Linked DNA regions of Homo sapiens: region 1 is linked to region 2. A link is a contact called in ENCODE Hi-C or POLR2A ChIA-PET data. All regions are on one chromosome and are shown on one strand. Each heading gives the region's core, a stretch centred on a gene start or an enhancer-like site at or near the end of the contact. The rest is flanking DNA. Distances are from core to core; before and after follow the strand shown. Region 1 overlaps THSD4 (thrombospondin type 1 domain containing 4). Region 2 overlaps THSD4 (thrombospondin type 1 domain containing 4).

Evidence for each region. A loop is a pair of places that touch in the nucleus more often than their neighbours do. ChIA-PET counts read pairs that join two places held with the same protein, here RNA polymerase II (POLR2A).
Region 1: a map of PC-3 shows a loop between it and region 2 (2.5-fold over the local background). The contact joins two enhancer-like sites. A Hi-C loop is called at or near these places in 5 of 168 maps with a recorded cell type or tissue (GM12878, PC-3, aorta and 2 more) and 1 of 37 single-sample maps with no recorded cell type. POLR2A ChIA-PET finds 5 or more read pairs at or near these places in 3 of 52 experiments (AG04450, Caco-2 and OCI-LY7).

Annotation. Positions count from the first base shown.
Region 1 is chr15:71,276,514-71,280,584 of GRCh38, forward strand. The region is part of intron 6 of THSD4 (thrombospondin type 1 domain containing 4); the gene reads left to right. LOC124903521 (a long non-coding RNA gene) reads left to right here. Exons shown (of 2, transcript XR_007064701.1): 2 at 891-4,071. Among named protein-coding and RNA genes, the nearest start is that of THSD4-AS1, 89 kb to the left of the region's middle. Within about 2 kb of position 2,643, at least 20 of the 41 ENCODE cell types and tissues checked have a DNase peak (open chromatin) inside an H3K27ac peak, as active enhancers do; they include PC-3, where a contact is called at or near this core.
Region 2 is chr15:71,235,148-71,239,597 of GRCh38, forward strand. The region is part of intron 4 of THSD4 (thrombospondin type 1 domain containing 4); the gene reads left to right. Among named protein-coding and RNA genes, the nearest start is that of THSD4-AS1, 48 kb to the left of the region's middle. Within about 2 kb of position 2,629, at least 8 of the 41 ENCODE cell types and tissues checked have a DNase peak (open chromatin) inside an H3K27ac peak, as active enhancers do; they include PC-3, where a contact is called at or near this core.

The DNA of each region.
Region 1 (4,071 bases), core at 1,393-3,892, 41 kb after region 2:
TAGTGATGCCTTGATTGGGCTTGGGAAGGGGGAATGGCTACATCTGTGCTGCCTCTTTGCCAGTTCTATGGTTTTTCAATCTTTCCAATCATGGTTACCTAGGTGCCGATTAATCCTGCTAGTTGCTCGAAAATTTGAGATGAGTCTCTATTCTTTATTAAAGACGATGAGCTTCATAAATGTTTACAATATTTCATTATATTTGACTACAAATGCCTGTATGCATTCTTTAATGGCAGGGAATGATGCAAATAAATATGAACAGGTTATCGTACATTGTCTAAATGTATTCACATTTAAAATGTAAGTAAAAAACAATATGTAGCGGATTGTAATTTTTCAAGAGATGACCTTAGGATGGGTGAAATTGTCAGGGGCTGGCCTGGTTTCCCAGAATAATCCTTTAAATTAAGAATTCTCTCATTGGGGGCAGTGTATCCAGAGGTGGAGGAACTGAATCAAGGATAGTTTTAAAAACTGGATCATCTGATGGCTGTGTATTAAATAGGTTTAATTCTTTTGATTGTATTTCCTGTCTGCATCTGAGGCCGTATCCACTGCAGAATAATAAAATGGAGGTACTGGCAACTATTTGTATTTGAATTCTTCTTCTTCTTTTTTTTTTTTTTGAAACGGAGTTTCACTCTTGTCACCCAGGCTGGAGTGCAGTGGTGCATTCTGGGCTCACTGCAACCTCTGCCTCCCGGGTTCAAGTGATTCTCTTGTCTCAGCCTCCCGAGGAGCTGGGATTACAGGCGCCCGCCACCACGCCCACCTAATGTTTGTATTTGTAGTAGAGACAGGGTTTTACCATGTCGGCTAGGTTGGTCTCAAACTCTCGACCTCAGGTGGTCTGCTCACCTTGGCCTCCCAAAGTGCTGGGATTACAGGTGTGAGCCGCCGTGCCTGGCCTGTATCTGAATTATTGTTTCCAAACCCAGCTGCCTTCAGCCTAAACAGTGGCAAGCACTTGTCATCATATCCTGAAGTCATAGACATAATTATCACACCTCTTAGCTGCAAATCTAGGCTTCACCATCAGTTAACTGTTTGAGGCCCTTTTACTTAGTAACCCAAATACTTGGTAATTGAGTATATGTAGGGATATATTTTTCTTTAAGATTACTACGTGTGACATACATTACCCTGGAATAGAATGCTCTCATTCACAGCCATTTCTGTTTAACGTGGGAGACATTTCTGGGTTTTTGCTTCTCTCTGTCTTTCCTATTCTGTGACTGTCACTGCTCTATTGGAATCACTTTTCTCCTGGTGGTGTCCAGTGATCTTTGGATGGTCCACTGAAGGTAGATACCTCCCAGCCCTTTCTGTGCTGGGACTAAGATGGCACATACAGTATTCTGTAGCTCCCTCTGGCCAAAGCAGAAGCTATCATCACTACCCACTGTGTAAGATTCCTCCTGTACAGCAGCACCCTTCACTGGGTAGTGCTTAGTTTTTAATCTATATTTTTTATTCTTTCTTTTGGATTTCCAAATATAAAAATACCACCACTACTGCCTCCCGCCAGCACTCCGCCTTGTGAGGAAAGCACTGTGTAACTTTGTTGACAAATGTCTGCTTAATTATGTTTAATGATTCAGAAATAAAACAGGGAGAAGTCCCACATTTTAATTTCAAACTAAAGACTGCTAGAAGCCAACAGAATTTTTGTTTGCTTGTTTTTGTTTTGTTTTGCTGAGACAGGGTCTCACTCTGTCACCCAGGCTGGAGTGCAGTGGCATGATCATGGCTCATTGTAGCCCTGATCTCCCTGGGGTCAGTGATCCTCACACCTCAGCCTCCCAAGTAGCTGGGAATACAGCCATGCACTATACATTTTTGTACTTTTTATAGAGACAGGGTTTTGCCATGTTGCCCAGCTGGTCTTGAACTCCTAGGCTCAAGCAATCCACCTGCCTCAACCTGCCCCGATACAGATTTTTAAAATGTAGGTGATTAATAACTCACTTGTAGCTCTGGAGCTGTTCAACAGAAGTTGCAACTCAAGAACGCTATTTAGTAATTAATAAGAAAAGTTTGGGGAAACAAAGTTCTACATTGTGCTCTGCTGATCTTTTTCTTTGAAATCTTACTGCAGATGCTGTTTCTCTGCGGAGGCAAGGAGGAGGACCTTGACTAGTCTCTGATGGGGCAAGGAGTTTGTTCGATTGTGCCAGTCTGAAATATGGCAGGTTAGAGGGGTGGAGAAAGCCAAGTATTGCAGGGGTAAGAAACGCTAGGCAGACAAACCTTGTCACGAGTTTAGTGAGCCCAGAAGTCAACAAATGAGTAGGGGCAAGAAACTGGCAGGGCGACCATAGATTTCATATGGTTATTGGATTAATTTATTTTTGCTTTAAAATTTTATCGAGTGAGCCATAATTTATTGGGCTGAGTTGAGTTTTGTCCAGGGGATTGAAGTTTGGATTTATCCCAGGAAACAGCTTTCATCTAAAGTCATGCTCCAGCAAATTATGCTGATTTTAAACGGAGCAGCCTATTAAAAATAGGTCAGATTTCAACAGGACAGTGGAACGTTTGGTTTGAGGAAACTTTGAGTACATCAGTAACTATTATGAGATGTTCTGCTGTGATCACGTGGCCTGCCTGTCATCAGGAAAGGGAGAAAATGGAGGGGAGGACTCTTACATTCCAGTCAATTCACGTAGCCTCTTGATGCCAAAAATTAGAAAGGGGAAGCATATCAGATGTGTACAGCTCAAATTCCATTTGTACTTAAGGTTACGTAACAGCTCATAGTGTAATAGCTTTGGCCCGTGTCCAGTGAGCCTGTAGATATTGGCGGCTTTGCGTGCTTAAAAGGCCCCCATCAATCAGTCATGATGCCTGGTCCTACACCCAGTTGCCATGTTTGTTTAAGCCGGCTTTGGAGGTTGTATAAATAGTGTTAGCAACCTGCTCTCCCACCCTTGGTGATAAATGGCACCTTTAAAAATCCTTTGGCACATTCTTAGGATGCGAAGGAGTAGAACTGGATCCATTGACATCTTTGGTGGTTATCAGCCTCCTTCTGCATATGTTCTTGTGGCATCTCCAGGAGGGAAGTGTGGAGGGTGCCTGGGGCATCCGTACCGCCCTGGCTTCTTGGGCCTCTGCAGCCTCTGCCTGTCTGAATCAGCTAGTGGAGTATCCTGCCTCGTGGAAACTGGCAAGGGCTGCACAGGGGCTCCCAAATGAAACTGTGACTCAGGACTGGACAAGCGAATTCGAGTTCACACAGAATGGAAAGGTGTACTTTTTCCCCTTTAAAAAAAAAAAACACAAAGATTGCTACAACATGTTGGCATTGATTCATGCAGTCACTTTTTGTTCTGTACAAACAGTGGCCTTGGGGTAGCAGGAAGAGCAATGGGCAAAGGACACAACCTCAGTGCAAAAGCCCTAGCTCCCTTGGACCACAGTTGCATATCTAGAAAATTAAGAAATAACTTCCTCTTGTTGTGAGGTTCCGGCGAGATGCCATGTGTAAAGCACGTGTATCAGTGTTGGACATTCCACTATTGGTGACTGGGTGCCTGCTGTATGCTTATCCTCCAGGTAGAGCTTCCAGGAGCAAGTGGGACTGGGCGTGTGCAGATGTAGGGGAAGGGTGTTCCAGGCAGAGGGAACCACAGAAGCAAAGGTGCTTGGGCAGAAAATACAGGTGTTAGGAAACATCGGCGAGTGTCCTTCCTCTGGAGCAAAGAACTTATAAAGGGGAACAGTGTAGGACGAGGTTGGCCTGGAAGTTTGGGGCCAGATTATAGAGGGCCTCAAACAGGAGGCTAAAGAAACTGGACTGCCTTTTATGGGCAGTGAGGAGTTATTGGGGTTTGTAAGCAGGAGAGTAGTATGATCAGAGCTGAGCTTCAGGAAAATTAATCTGGCAGCAAAATCCTGCAAAACCTCTTTGGAACAAAAGGGGTGAAAATAAATAATTTGAAAATTTGGCAGTCATGTTTTCAAATATGTTCTGAAATGTGTAAGCTATAATATGTATTTTGAAATGATAACATCTTTCTTTTTCTGTTCCTGCACAGCAGCCAAATTCCTTGTTCATTCTTTATT
Region 2 (4,450 bases), core at 1,379-3,878:
TATCAATGCCAGGAGAAATAGAGGAGTATCTGTCCACATTTCGGAGGCTGGCATTGAGGCAGCCCTCAGATGCAGCATCCTCACATTTGTAACCAGGACCCTGTGATACTTAGTCTCCGGGAAATTTGCCCCAAAACATTGGCTTGGGAGTTTAGCCTTGATATATAGTAACAGTTCAAAGTGCAAATGTGGCATAAAGGCTCTCTTTAAGCCACATGGACATTATTCATTAGACATAGTAAAATCCAGTAGTATCTTAGATTTTCTCCACAGAATCTAGTACGGGGACTTAGATTCCCCACTATTCAGCTTTCTCCAACAATAAATAGGCTTTCATCTCATGAGCTTCCTTCTCATCTTCCCTATGGAAGAATTTATTTCTGTTTCTGTAGCAACTCAACTTAGGTAGCAAGATGCAAGGAATGCCACCTCTCTCTTTTTTTTTTTTTTTTTTTTTTGAGACTGGGTCTTGCTCTGTTGCCCAGGCTGGCGTGCAGTGGCACGATCTCAGCTCACTGCCACCTCCGCCTCCCAGTTCAAGCAATTCTTGTGCCTCAGCCTCTCCCGAGTAGCTGGGACCACAGGTGTGCACCCATCACGCCTGGCCAATTTTTTGTGTTTTTAGTAGAGATGGGGTTTTGCCATGTTGGCCAGGCTGGTCTGGAACTCCTGGCCTTAAGTGATTCTCCCACCTCAGCCTCCGAAAGTGCTGGGATTACGGGTGTGAGCCACCATGCTGGCTGGAATGCCACCGCTCTTAATGCTATAAAACTCAGGACCTTCAAGGTTAAGCAGTGCAAGGAGACTTTCCACGCGGGCAGGGGTGGTCAGCCTCATTGCCTATCTGCCTTCGTGGAGTTCCACTTTACTGTGGGGTTCTCGGGCTCCACTCCTCTGGTTCCTCGAGGGCAGTCCCCGGGGCTGCTGCTCTGTGGGATGCTGTGGCCCGTGTGGGGTTCATGTTAGCACAGCTGAGAGAGGCAGGGCCCCTCAAAGGAACTTGCCTGAGCTCTAAGGGAAAACAAGATGGAAATAAACACGGAGAGCCTAAGAAACACAAAACAGCCTGGCTCCGGAGGGCGGGGCTCTCACTCTGCCCACTCCCCTCTGTCCTGGAAACTGAGAGGAGGTAGGAAGCCCCCCTATAGCTGCAGGCTGCTGACAGCTTTGCCTGGGTGGCTTTCCAGCTCTGACAGCTCTTGAGCTCTTAATTCTTCACTCCTTTTGAAAATAAAGGCTGAGTCTTAGCCCCTGCTGGGTCCCTCTCCATTCTGAGGACCTGTCTCTTCTCTAGGTGTTTGATACCAGAAATGCTCTCACACAATAGATGAGACTTCTGTTCCTACATAGAAGGAGGTGGCTTTGTCCTCAGGGCCATAATAGTTTAACAGTCTTTTAATAAGATATAATAATTCATATAACAGAAATTAAACAGGCACAATAATGATGAGGGGAGATTTTTCTCCCTTTGGCAATAGTGGTTTGAGCCATTCGTTTGTTATTTCAGCTTTTCTAGGGTCAATTAACTGAGCACCTATTATGTGCTAGTCATTGTAGTAGGCTATAGGGATATAAGAAATAAGGCATAGTCCCTGCCCTGAAGGAGCCTGCAGCCTGGTCAACTAAGGCAGGTGTGCAAACAATAAGCATAATAGAAGATTGTGCTGTGACAGCTACATGAGGCCCAGTGGAAGGACAAAAGAGAAGGGCATCAGTTCTTTGAAGGAGAGGGTTGGAGGGCGGTTTGGACCAGGAAAAACTTCATTGACACCAAAATGCTTCCGTTGAATCCTGAAGGGTGACTAGGTCATTATTTTGGGAAACGATGCTGGAGAAAGCAGCTGAGGAGGAGGAAACAGCATAGGTCAAAACATGGAGAATAAAGTCCCTTGGCCTACTGAGGAGGTACAAGTGGTGTGGGTGGTCCATGCAGGGCCAGGGCTGACAAGAGATGCAGCAGGAGCCAGGCTGTGTAGGTTGAGTGGGTAAGCCAAGGAGTTTGGGTGGAATGCAGAGAGAAGGGGTGGGTGGAAGAGCCAGCCGTCTTCAGGGGATGGTGGTACTTGGGAGTAAGACAGAACAGTGGTTCTCACTGTGGCCCACAGACCAAGAGCATCATCATCATCTGAGAACTTGTTAAAAATGCAGATTCTCAGGCCGTGCCCTAGACCAATGGAATCGGAGTTTTTGCAGGTGGGGCTTCACAGTCTTTTGTAACAAGTCTTCTAGGTGAGTCTGATGCTTGTTCAAGTTTAAGGACTACTGAGATAGAGAATATGGGAAGAGCTAGAGGGGCATCAGTTTTGTGGAGGAAAGATGGTCAATCCGGACTTGAGTGTGTTGACTTCGAAGTGACACGTGGAGCTATCAAAGTGCAGTCCCAGGACCCACCACATCAGCTTCATCTGGGAGCTTGTTACAAATGAAGCAGAGGCCTGTGCTAGACCCGCTGAAGCAGAAGCTGGATTTTAGTGAGACCCCCGGGTGACTTATGTGCACTTTTCAGGCTCTAGTCTGGAGGTTAGCTAGGCACATGGGGTTGATGCTCGGGAGAGGGATCTTGGCAGGAAACAGAAAGGCGGGAGTTGTCAGTTCCAGGTGATGATTGCAGATGACACATTTCCAGGGTGAGTGTGTAGGGAGGGAGACTGGATGGAGTGACTTTGCTTGAGTCATGCTGACTGCTTAGCATTATCTTTGTAGAGCTGTGGAAGATCACACATAACCAGCCCTGGATGGCAGCCAGCCTGTTGTAAGGAAAACATGCTGTTTGCAGCCATTATCTCAACAACTATTATAGCAACAGCAATTTTCCCAGACGCCCGTTGGATGAACTGGGCCTGGAACCTGGACTTAGAACCCTTACTGTGCACTGTCATGTTCTTCTCATAGAGCCCTACTTTATGGTGGTGTGGGGGCGGGGTGGGGGTGTTCCATGTACTTACGTTGTCAGGGCTGGAAATGTGAACAAGTGGAAAAAAAAATCACACATGATGCTCAATAGGCACTCATAGAAGTTGCTCAATAAAGGTTTGTTAAATATTGTTGAAACAAATCATTAAAAATTGCTTTCAGATTTAAAAAATGCATTTCTATCAGTAAGTTCAATTTGACTTTACAACATCCTTGTAAGTAAACATGCTTTCTTAAAAAAAACTTTATTGAGATATAACTTACATACCGTAAAAATCACCATTTAAAAATACTATGTAACTCAATAGTTTTTGGTATATTTACAAGGTTGTGTGACTATCACGACTATCTAATTGCAGAACAGTTCCATCATCCTAAAAAGACACTCCATCCCTTTAGCAGTCACTCTCTTTTCCCCTCTCTCCCCAATCCCTGGAAACCACTCTCTGTCTCTATGGATTTGCCTATTCTAGACATTCTATAGAAATGGAATCATATGTGTCTGGCTTCTTTCACTTCTTTCACTTAGAATATTTTGTAGGTTTATCTATGTTACAGTATATATCAGCACTTATGGCTGAATAATAATCCACTCTGTGGGTATACCAATGTTTTATTTCTCTCTACATCAGTTGATAGGCATTTGGGTTGTTTCTGCATTTTTGGCTATTATGAATAATGTAGCTATGAACATTCATGTATAAGTTTATATACAAATGTATGTTTTCATTTCTCTTGGGCATATACCTAGGACTGCAATTGCTAGGTCTTGTGGTAACACTACATTTAGTCTTTTGAGGAGCTCCGAGATAGTTTTCCAAAGTGACTACACCATTTTACCTACCCACTAGGAATGTATGAGGTTACCAATTTATCTTTCCCAACACACTATTATCTGTCTTTTTTGAGTATAGCCATCCTAGTGAACATGAAATGGTCATGCTCTCATTTTACAGCTAAGAAAACTGAAGGTGCATTATTTGCCAAAGTTGGTAGAGCTATTAAATAGCCAAACTAGAGCTTTTCTTACATAAAGGCAAATACTTGTATGATGCATACTCTGTGTGAAGCATTAGGTCATTTGCTCTTAAGTCATTTAATCTTTGTAACTATCTATAACAAAGGTACTATTATTGTGTTTATTTGTAAATGAATACAAGGCCAGAACTGGGCTTGGAGTGCAGCTAGGGAGGTTCTTAGGGTGCAACATTTAAGAAGACATTACTCTCAGGTTCCTACCAGCACTTCCACGACCCTGACTGTTATCTCCTTAAATATTGCATCCTAGTTGCTTCACTGGCCTCATCTTAATCCTGGTCCTGTTTGAAGAAACTGAGGCATACAAAGATTGGGTAACTTACCCAAAGTTTCCAAACTAGCAAGTAGCAGAGCTGGGATTCAAACCCCAGAAAGCTGGCCTCAGGGTCCATGTCGTGAACCACTAGCCTACACTGACTCCCACATCTCTGATCTGCAAACTGTGCCTTTTCCATTTCTTTCTCAAGACATAACTTTCAGAAATTAGCCAGTGCTTTGA